Regions from separate parts of the Homo sapiens genome. Here region 1 is linked to region 2. Evidence: chromatin loops called from intact Hi-C (ENCODE). Cell type or tissue: ovary. All regions are shown on one strand. Links, peaks and the distances in the headings refer to the core of each region. The heading gives the core; the rest is flanking DNA.

Region 1 (4,397 bases), core at 257-4,256, 480 kb before region 2:
AGCTACTCGGAGGTTTAAAGTTCAGGCACAGAGACCTTGTCTACATTTCTGTTATCTGGCTCACCAAATTACAAGCGTCTGGTGAGTCAATATGAAAGATTCCAAACACAAAGGTCAACGCTGGGCTACTGATCTTCCTGACCCTAACTCAGAGCCAAGAATTGCAATGCAGTTTTCTCCTCCCACACTAAAACCATTAGCAACCAGCTTGTCTTGGCTGATTCTTTTCTTTTACAACTATTTTTGAATAGGTAATAGCTCTTCCGGTGCCCACATACTAAATTAGCATGTCATTTCATGACTTTTCTTCTCTGTAAAGCCTTTAATGTGTCTGTAACAGTACTGTACTTGCTAATGTTAATTCACATTAATTAGATGATGCCTTTTCAAATCAAACTATGGTCCCTCTGAAAATTCACATGATCTAGAGTGGATGTGGAAAGCCAGTTTACACACATCTTGTGAGTTAATCGGTTACTGTTTCAGAACAACTTTGCAACAGACAACTATCCAGAACCTTGTCCAGTTGTTTTTTAGAAATAATTTTCAGAGAGCCTCAAAAGGACAAAGATAGGGAAAGGTTAAGAAACTGTCAGTCTTATCATCTGTCTTTCTACATCCCCATCCAGTCAGTCACTAAATCCTAATCATTCAAATAGCTCTGGTGTTGGTATACCCTCATCGACTCCCATGACCCTATGCCTGAAACAAGTTATCCTGTGAGATGCTTTCAGATCTCAGAGACTAGATAGCTGTTCAGCACAGTCCTTTCCTTCCTGGGTACACAGTAGCCCACGTTTCCCAGCCTCCCCTGCAAATAGGAAGGATCATGTGACTGACCGAGGGTACAAATGAAATACACCACCGCCACACAGGGCAGATAAAGACTTCCCATATATAGTCCTAGGAACCATGGATTAAACAAGATGGAGCTAGGGTGCCTAGGCTGTGTTTAAATGAGAGCAAATCATGACTACCTGTTCCTGCCCTTTGATGAAAATTTGGTGTGAAGGGTCTTAATGCTAGGGTGGGTGGTTTTGGCTTCTGTTCAAGTGAAATTTTTGCCCCACATTCCTTCTTCCAGAATTGCTCCTGTGGCCACCTCATCATGTAACCCTAAACTGTGCAAGCCATCATCGAAGTGGTAGATATTTTAAAAGTGTTACATTCTTTTAGAAATGAGCTCTACCTTGACTAAGCATGTACATCTTTTAGATGACAATATACTAATAATGTGAAATTTTCAAGTAAAGCAGAAACCCATTTTAGAATGATAAGCACAAACTTATTGGGCCTTTTAATTCATGACAGAGTTGCCACATGTCTGAGGTCAAATCTAAATGACCTGAATAATTTTACATGTCCTGTGAGTTTCAACAACACAAAATTGCAATTGTTTTTAAAAATGTATCTTTAAAAGGATAACTTGAAACCCAAAACAATAAACTTCCTATTTCTAACATTTTATAGAAGAAAAACATTTTAAAGTACTTCATTTTTAATAATAGCAACTTTCAACATAATTTATTCCTGTAGGTTTAGTTTAAAACTAACAGAGATTACTAATTTTTTCTAAACTTGCAAATCATTTCCTCAACAGAAACATACTGTATGTTATGAACTTTAAAAGATACAGTGGCTACTCTCCTTTGAAGAGTTTACTGTCTAGTGGGAGAGAGGAAAATACAAATAAATAATGGCAATGCAATGCGGTATGCATTAAGTTCTCCAGGGGCGCAGCGGCAAGTCAAGGGTGAGGGTGTTGGGAAAAGCTCCTTAGAGAAGGTGACATTCGAGATCTATCAGGATTTGAAGATGTGGGAGAGAAGAAAGGAAGAGAGATGGTAGAAAAAAGCATTTCTGAACTTTTTGACTAGACTTTTTTTCCTCCAGTAAATTTATTTTAGATACTTCAGCAAAATCTTGTTTTGTTCACAGTGCCGACAGAAGAATATGTAGTTGTTCTTCTGTAGCATCCCTAACCTTGGCCCTGGAAACTGTAAGACAGAACCCAGGTGACACTCTATGATGACTGGTGCCAAGCCAGCAGATGGAAAACATTACTGAGCCAGTTCTACCCCAATGACTGGATGCCAGCATCCTGGTGTGAAAAATGAGGAGGGGGTCACAGGTCCATGTATCATAGAGCATGATGGTAAATGCCAATGGGGATGTTGTCAGGTGATTTGTGTTGTTGTCAGAAACACTTCCACTATAATTTCTTGTTCTTCAAGGCTTTGGGAATAGGGAAAATATTATCCCTGGCAAGTTGGGAAAGGAGGCTGGACTGCAAAAGGATGTCAAATGTTAACTATTGAGAGATGCATGTAAAAAGGAACAAACATGGAAAAATGTTATTTTCTCTTACTGGGGGACTTAATTTACTTTTAAATTGATAGTGACAAAGAATAAGAACACAGTATCTTTCTATTCCCCTCCACCTATAAGTCAGCCCTGAAAATATGCCTGATCCCCCATCTAGGGCCTCTAAGGTCATTGAAGGCTCACATTAAATCAGGCAGCAGTCTAAAAATAACGTGTGTTCCAATTATTCCTTTTTGCTTGCTTGGTTTTCTGAGAAATCTGTATATCTGTATTTATAGTATCATAAAGAGCTGCTTATCCTTTTCCATCTAGCAAATTGGAGGTCAGAAAATGAAGGGAAAATGCCTAATTGGGAGAATAGTCTAAGAGAGAAAGTTTAGGCCTTAGAGTTGGGAGAACTGGTTTTGGATCCCTGCTCTGCGTGGCCTTGGCAAGTTTTAAACTTTCTCCTGATCTCTAAAGAGGGGATTAATTCCTGCCAGACTACCTCACAGAGTAATTTAGAGATCAAAATAGAAATGAGATAATACTTAAGAGGCTGGTTGGTTGGCTAGAAGAAAATGCAACAAGAGTTAAGTTTTTTTCTTAATGTTAAGTAACAATAACAAAATAATAATTATAACTGTAGGGGTGTGGAGACTGACATTTTTATTCATTGCTTTATCCCTAGTGCTTGGCACAGTGCCTGGCACATAGTAAGAGTGTGAGAATTATTTATTGTATAAATGAATGAATGGGGCGCCAAGGTAAATCTATAAAGCAGTGCTTCTACAGGCATTTTGAAAACTATCCAAAAGGCTAAAAGAGCCACATTAAACCTCTTTAGTGCATCACAGGCAATTGATTTAATTTATGGTGATCATGAGTTGTTGTTATCTTCTTGAGACCTTTGTGCATAGAGAGTTTAGGAAATACTTAGACTCATGGGTACGTGGGTCTAAATGTAAAACTAGACTCCAGGGAGGAAAAGTCCTTTCCTGTGATATTACATTTAATTTTGCAGCTACATCTCATTCCTTCATTCTGATTTGAATTTGCTCCCCCAAAGATGAATATTGCTAAGATGAGGAGTTGACATCTGCAATGGGTTGTGACTCCAATTCAATGAATTCTCTATTCCAAAACTGCACTTTGGAAAACTTGGATATCAGTTTCCAAAGGTACGCTTTGGAAAAAGGAATCATGAACCCATGTGAACCTGGCCCTAAAAATATTGGTATGGCCGTAGGAGGTACCAAGAATTCAGGAGGCTTAGCCCCTACTCACAGAGTGGTGTCTGGGTGGGCAGATTGCTGTGATATTAGACCCCTTCCTCTCCTCACAATCCCAAATTCTAACTAATCTTAGTTCTCACTTTTCTTTGGCTGCTAGGAAGCTGTGTCAAATCTAGATCAATCTCATCTATATAGGACATATGAATTTTATTTCATGAATTAAAGTCCATGATTTTCTTTATCATACCTTTAGCTTCACGTTTTCTATTCTCTTTTGCCCTGGTATTATCACTGTTTTTGTAGTCTGTTTCTCTGCAAACTGCTTTGGACGTCTTTTGGAATGAGGCATAGTATTAATAAATGCAACTGCAAGTGCTAGTCTCAGAGGTTTCTAGACTGAAACCTGAAGATGGACAGTAGCTCTGTTCAGTATGAGCTCTGTCACCACTGGATGACATACTCTTACCATGTGCAGTTAATCATTTGAGGGAAAACTTCATCTCGACATTGAGAATGTGGGAGATTGGGGGTGGTGGTGGAGGGAAGCCCTACTGATGACAAGCCAGAGTTCTAGAGACACTGTAATTCAAATGAATCTGAGGCTGGCTTGGAACACAAACTCCACAGTCAGCAGCAGCCTTATTCTTGGGCATCTAGAAACAACCAACCAATGGAAACCTGCTGGTTTCAAGAAGTCTGCTTTCATTAAATTCTTGTGGCTGCGCTTCTAAAACCCTGACACCAAGTGCTAGCCATCACAAGAAAACCTGAAGACTTGAAGATTCACTTACCTCCCCAAAAAGAAGGATTCTAGGCTAACATTTGGCCCCAGAAAAAATCCAAAGAAGTGGTGGCTGG
Region 2 (4,397 bases), core at 68-4,067:
AAGTCAACAAAATACATACAGGTGCTTGATGACATTATACTGGTCAGAAAAGTGGATTAGTTTGAACAGTCATGAACTCTACTTGCCTGAGTGATCAAGAATTTGCGTCCCTCTCTTCTTAGGGGGCTTCCTCTCAGGTTCATACTTGGGTTTCCAAGTGCTTTCGAAGTCACCTGGACTTAGCCATGGAGACTAAGACTTACTCTGTCCATAGGATCCCTGGAGAATGCATGGCATAGCTTTTTTTTTTTTTAAGATGGGTCTTGCTCTATTGCTCAGGCTAGAGTGCAGTGGCACGATCTCAGCTCACTGCAACCTCCGCCTCCCAGTTTCAAGTGATTCTCCTGCCTCAGCCTCTTGAGTAGCTAGGATTACAGGCACCTGCCACCACACCTGGCTAATTTTTTGTATTTTTAGTAGAGATGGGGTTTCACCCTGTTGGCCAGGCTGGCCTTGAACTCCTGACCTCATGTGATACACCTGCCTCGGCCTCCCAAAGTGCTGGGATTACAGGCATGGGCCACCACGCCCAGCCGAGTAATGTTCTTACCTGGGCAGAAGCTTTGAAAATGTTGGTCTTTCCATCCTGACTCCTTGAAAGGGAGGCACTGCATGACACATGTGGTAGTGACAGGGTGCCTGGTTCAGGGGGATGTGCATTCTTGCTCATGTCCGGGGTTTCTGACTGGGATCCTGGAATGACCTCTGACTCACCTGAATCAGATGAGCCGCACTTTCTGGGCTGCCATATCGAAGATCATGTCCATTGATGGCTAACACACGGTCATTCTCCTCAAGCTGACCATGTCGATATGCCACACCGCCATCCAGCACATTGAAGATGAAAACCCCAGGCTCATCCACCTTGCGCACCAGTTTTATTCCAAGCTGCTCCTCGGGGCTACTTTTGTTGAGAATCACATGAAAGCTGTCATCTCGGGGTCTGTAGGCATCCGGGGCCTGTCCATTGTTCCTGCTGCGGAACTTCTGTTCACGCATCACAGTCAGCCACAGCACCTGGCAGGGCTGCCGCAGGAGACGCACAGCGTAGTTGTGAGGGACATTGCTGATGTCCATCCCGTTGACCTGGGGGCAGGTGGAACAATCGTGCGGTCAGCTCCACCTGCCACAACCCTTCCTGAAAGATCCAGGCCCACAGAAAAGCCAGGATCCTGTCTTTAAAGACTGCTCTGCTCTCCCACCTCATCCTGTGTCCAATAACCGCACCTTCCAACAGCGTTTCTAACCCTGTTCTCTCCAAGCGTGGCCTGCAGCACCTCTCCAGGCCTCTGTGAGTAGACACCATCTTTCTCCACCTTGTTCTTACCCAAGCCCACATATTTATTCCCAGAATCCTAGCCTTCATTTCTGTTGTCATTATTTTTTAGCTGGCAGGAAGAGAGGGAAGGAAGATAAGGTAGGAAAAGGCAAAAGAAAAGCATTTTTCCCATTTGCCTCAGTCAAATGATTGCATTAAACAGCTCTTCAAGCCGAGTTGACATTTTCTTCCCAAAAATCTCCAATTGAATTTTTCTCCCTGGGTCAACTCATACCAGAACTTCCAGTCCTCACCACTGTGTGTGTATGTAGATGTGATAGTGTGTGAGTGAGGGTCTGAGTGTGTGAGCACGATGGAGTGTATGTGCGTGTGATACTGTGTGTGTGCGGATGGGAATGTGTCAGGTCTCAGGGTGGTCCCCTGCAAGGTTTTTTTGCCCATGTTCTCAGCAAAAGGAAGAAATCCTTGCACAGTTTCAGACAAACTGATATGAAAGGAAGTTTCCAGGCTCTTTTATTGAAAGGCTAGATCTCTTTATAAAGCTACTTAAACAAGCTTAAGCTCGGCCCTCTCATTTGTGCCTCACTAATGATGTGTAGGGCTGATACTGCATGGGGCTTTCTGGTTTTAATTTCTCTGGCTACACAGGCCCAGCCAGAGCCCCCTATGTTGGAAGAAAACAATTTCGCAGCAATTGCTGCACTCTGTGTTTGAGGAAAGAGGCCCCATGGAGGAGAAATAACTTTCTTGAATTTCTGTAGTTTGATAAGATTTCTTGTATTTGCAGCCAATTGTTAGAGAAGGCTTGGAATGGGCTTTACAAAGGCCTTTCTTGAGGATATAATCACCTGTTCTCTGGTGCAGCTCCAGAGGCTCCCTCATGCAAAGGCAAAGCTCACCACCTTTGTCCAAGCACAGGTGAGGAGAGCACCTGAGGTGGCAGGGCCGGGTTCCCCCATCACCTCTGGGCCCAGAGAAGGTCAGGGGAGTCAGGGTTGCCTGCTAAATAGTCCTGGCAGCCCTTTTGTTTGTAAGCTCCAGTTGAAGGCCACAAGAATCAAAATGTTTTGTTATGCAACCCTGCCAGGCAGCATAGTTTCCACTAGAACTGGGAGGCAGCAGTGCACAGTGTAGCTGATTGTACTGCGGCCTGCCCCGAGGGCCCTGTCTTATGCTCCACCTCGGAGGCCAGCAGGAATTTCAGTATTTCTGTGAAAACTGCTTTAGGTTATTTCTCCTCTTATTCCAATCAGTTTGCCAAAGAAACAGCTCATAATGTGACAGGAGCCGGTCCCTCAGCAACCTAGAAGGGATGGGATAGAACTGTTATCTGAGTGTCAGATAGAAAATATACGAGCAGGGAGGGGTTTCTTGGCACTTTTGGCAAACATTGGACTTCTGCCTGGTAAACAGATCTTTTTATCCTTTCTGTTCTGAAAATTCCTCCTTCTCCTTAACCAAGCCTCTGAGGACAGTAACACCCAAAGCATTCTATTCCAACACCTGTCTCCCCTGGTATGTCTCTGGGTTGGTGGAATTAGCATAGAGATTACTTTTATTTTCAGGGAGGGCCGTAAGACTATAGGAAATTGACTTTCAAAAAGTAGATGATTGTGATTAAATAAAATACAAAATGTTCTATTAATCTACTCTAAAAACAATTTAAGAAAATATATGTCCCAGTTTTATTTTATATTAATGCTCTTTAAAAAAAGAGATAAAAGGAGAAAGAGGAGGTGGAGAAAGGGAATGAAGAGGAAGATTGAAAAAGCTAGAAGGGAGAAGGCAGAAGAGTGGACAGACAAAATGATATAGAGACAGATAAATATTTATATACAGAGAGAAAGGGGGGAGAGAGTGAAAGAGCAAGACAGAGAGAAACAAAGATCTCAATTAAATGACAAATCTCAGAGAGTCATAAAATGATAGAAAGTCACTATCCACATTTATTTTACCATTTCCCTCATTCATCCATCCATCTATCCAATTGTTTGCTCAGAAGCATTTTTTTATATCAAGCCCCTTGCTGCAGCCCCACAGCCACAGTCTCTACCTTTAGAATGATGTCTCCTGGCAGTAGCCGGCCGTCTCTGGCGATCACCCCATCACGATAAATGTGTTGGATAATGATATGGACCAGTGGGGTTTCGCTACCTCCCACCAGCCTAATAGAGAGGCTTTCACTGGGATCTACTCGATTGATCTTGATGCTGGTAATTTCACCATCTGGAATCAGGTGGTACAACCTTGGAAAGACTGAAATGGACAAAGAGTGTTTATTTAAGACACCCACCCAATGGACCTTTCCAACTACTCTTCTTGCCAAACTTCAGTGTCAGCCAAACTAAACTATTCATTTTTCCTCATACATGTTTTCCATTTTCCTGCCTCTGTGTCAATGTAAGTTTCTCTGCTTGGAATGTTTTTCATCCTGAGCTTAAACCCAATTTTTCCTTCAAGGCCCTTCCAATTAAACTCTACCCTGATTCCTCCTTCCCTTGCTCTAAACAGCCCACTTCCTATAAAGCTTTCTAGCTATTTCTCATGGCACTCAACCCATTATTGTTATTTTTACCTTTTTGTTTTTGTTTCTGTTTTTTGAGACAGGGTCTTACTCTGTTGCCCAGGCTGGAATGCAGTGTCTCACTACAACCTCCGCCTCCTGAGCTCAAGTGATCTTCCCACCTCAGCCTCCCAAGTAGCTAAGACTACAGGCACATGCCACCATTCCTGGCAAATTTTTACATTTTTTGTGGAGACGGAGTTTTGTCATGTTGTCCAGGCTGGTCTTGAAATCCTGAGCCCAGGTGATCCACCCACCTCGGCCTCCCAAAGTGCTGGGATTACAGGTGTGAGTCACCTCTCCCAGCTTATACTCATTTCTTATATACCTCATATCATGCCCATAAAACCTGAGGGCATAAACTCTCGCTGTTCCATGGTTCTCTGCATATATCTCTGCATGCAGAGGCCTTCAGCTGAAGTTTACTGAATTAATAGAAGTGAATGAATCATTTTTAATGGAATGAATTGCAGTTTTATCGCTTGCTTATTGAGAGGTAAAAAACAGAACCAATTTGCCACTTTGCCCTCTCAGATAATTTTGAAAATTTCTTCC

Evidence for each region. Hi-C counts contacts between places; a loop is a spot of excess contacts. Peaks named below come from ENCODE experiments on the same cell type or tissue, not always from the same donor. Only the 100,000 strongest peaks of a DNase experiment are listed, where the experiment ranks them.
Region 1: a loop joins it to region 2, with 9 times the contacts of the local background. A loop is called at or near these places in 4 of 110 quality-filtered maps.

What each region holds. Positions count from the first base shown.
Region 1 is chr4:53,019,876-53,024,272 of GRCh38, forward strand. The region is part of intron 5 of SCFD2 (sec1 family domain containing 2); the gene reads right to left. Among named protein-coding and RNA genes, the nearest start is that of SCFD2-AS1, 95 kb to the left of the region's middle. In ovary, for the core only: no CTCF peak of the experiment used is centred there; no DNase peak of the experiment used is centred there; H3K27ac peaks cover 2,257 bases.
Region 2 is chr4:53,495,309-53,499,705 of GRCh38, forward strand. It overlaps LNX1 (ligand of numb-protein X 1), which reads right to left. Exons shown (of 11, transcript NM_001126328.3): 5 at 3,333-3,535; 6 at 715-1,086. Among named protein-coding and RNA genes, the nearest start is that of LNX1-AS1, 2.6 kb to the right of the region's middle. In ovary, for the core only: no CTCF peak of the experiment used is centred there; a DNase peak (open chromatin) is centred at 2,423; H3K27ac peaks cover 3,698 bases.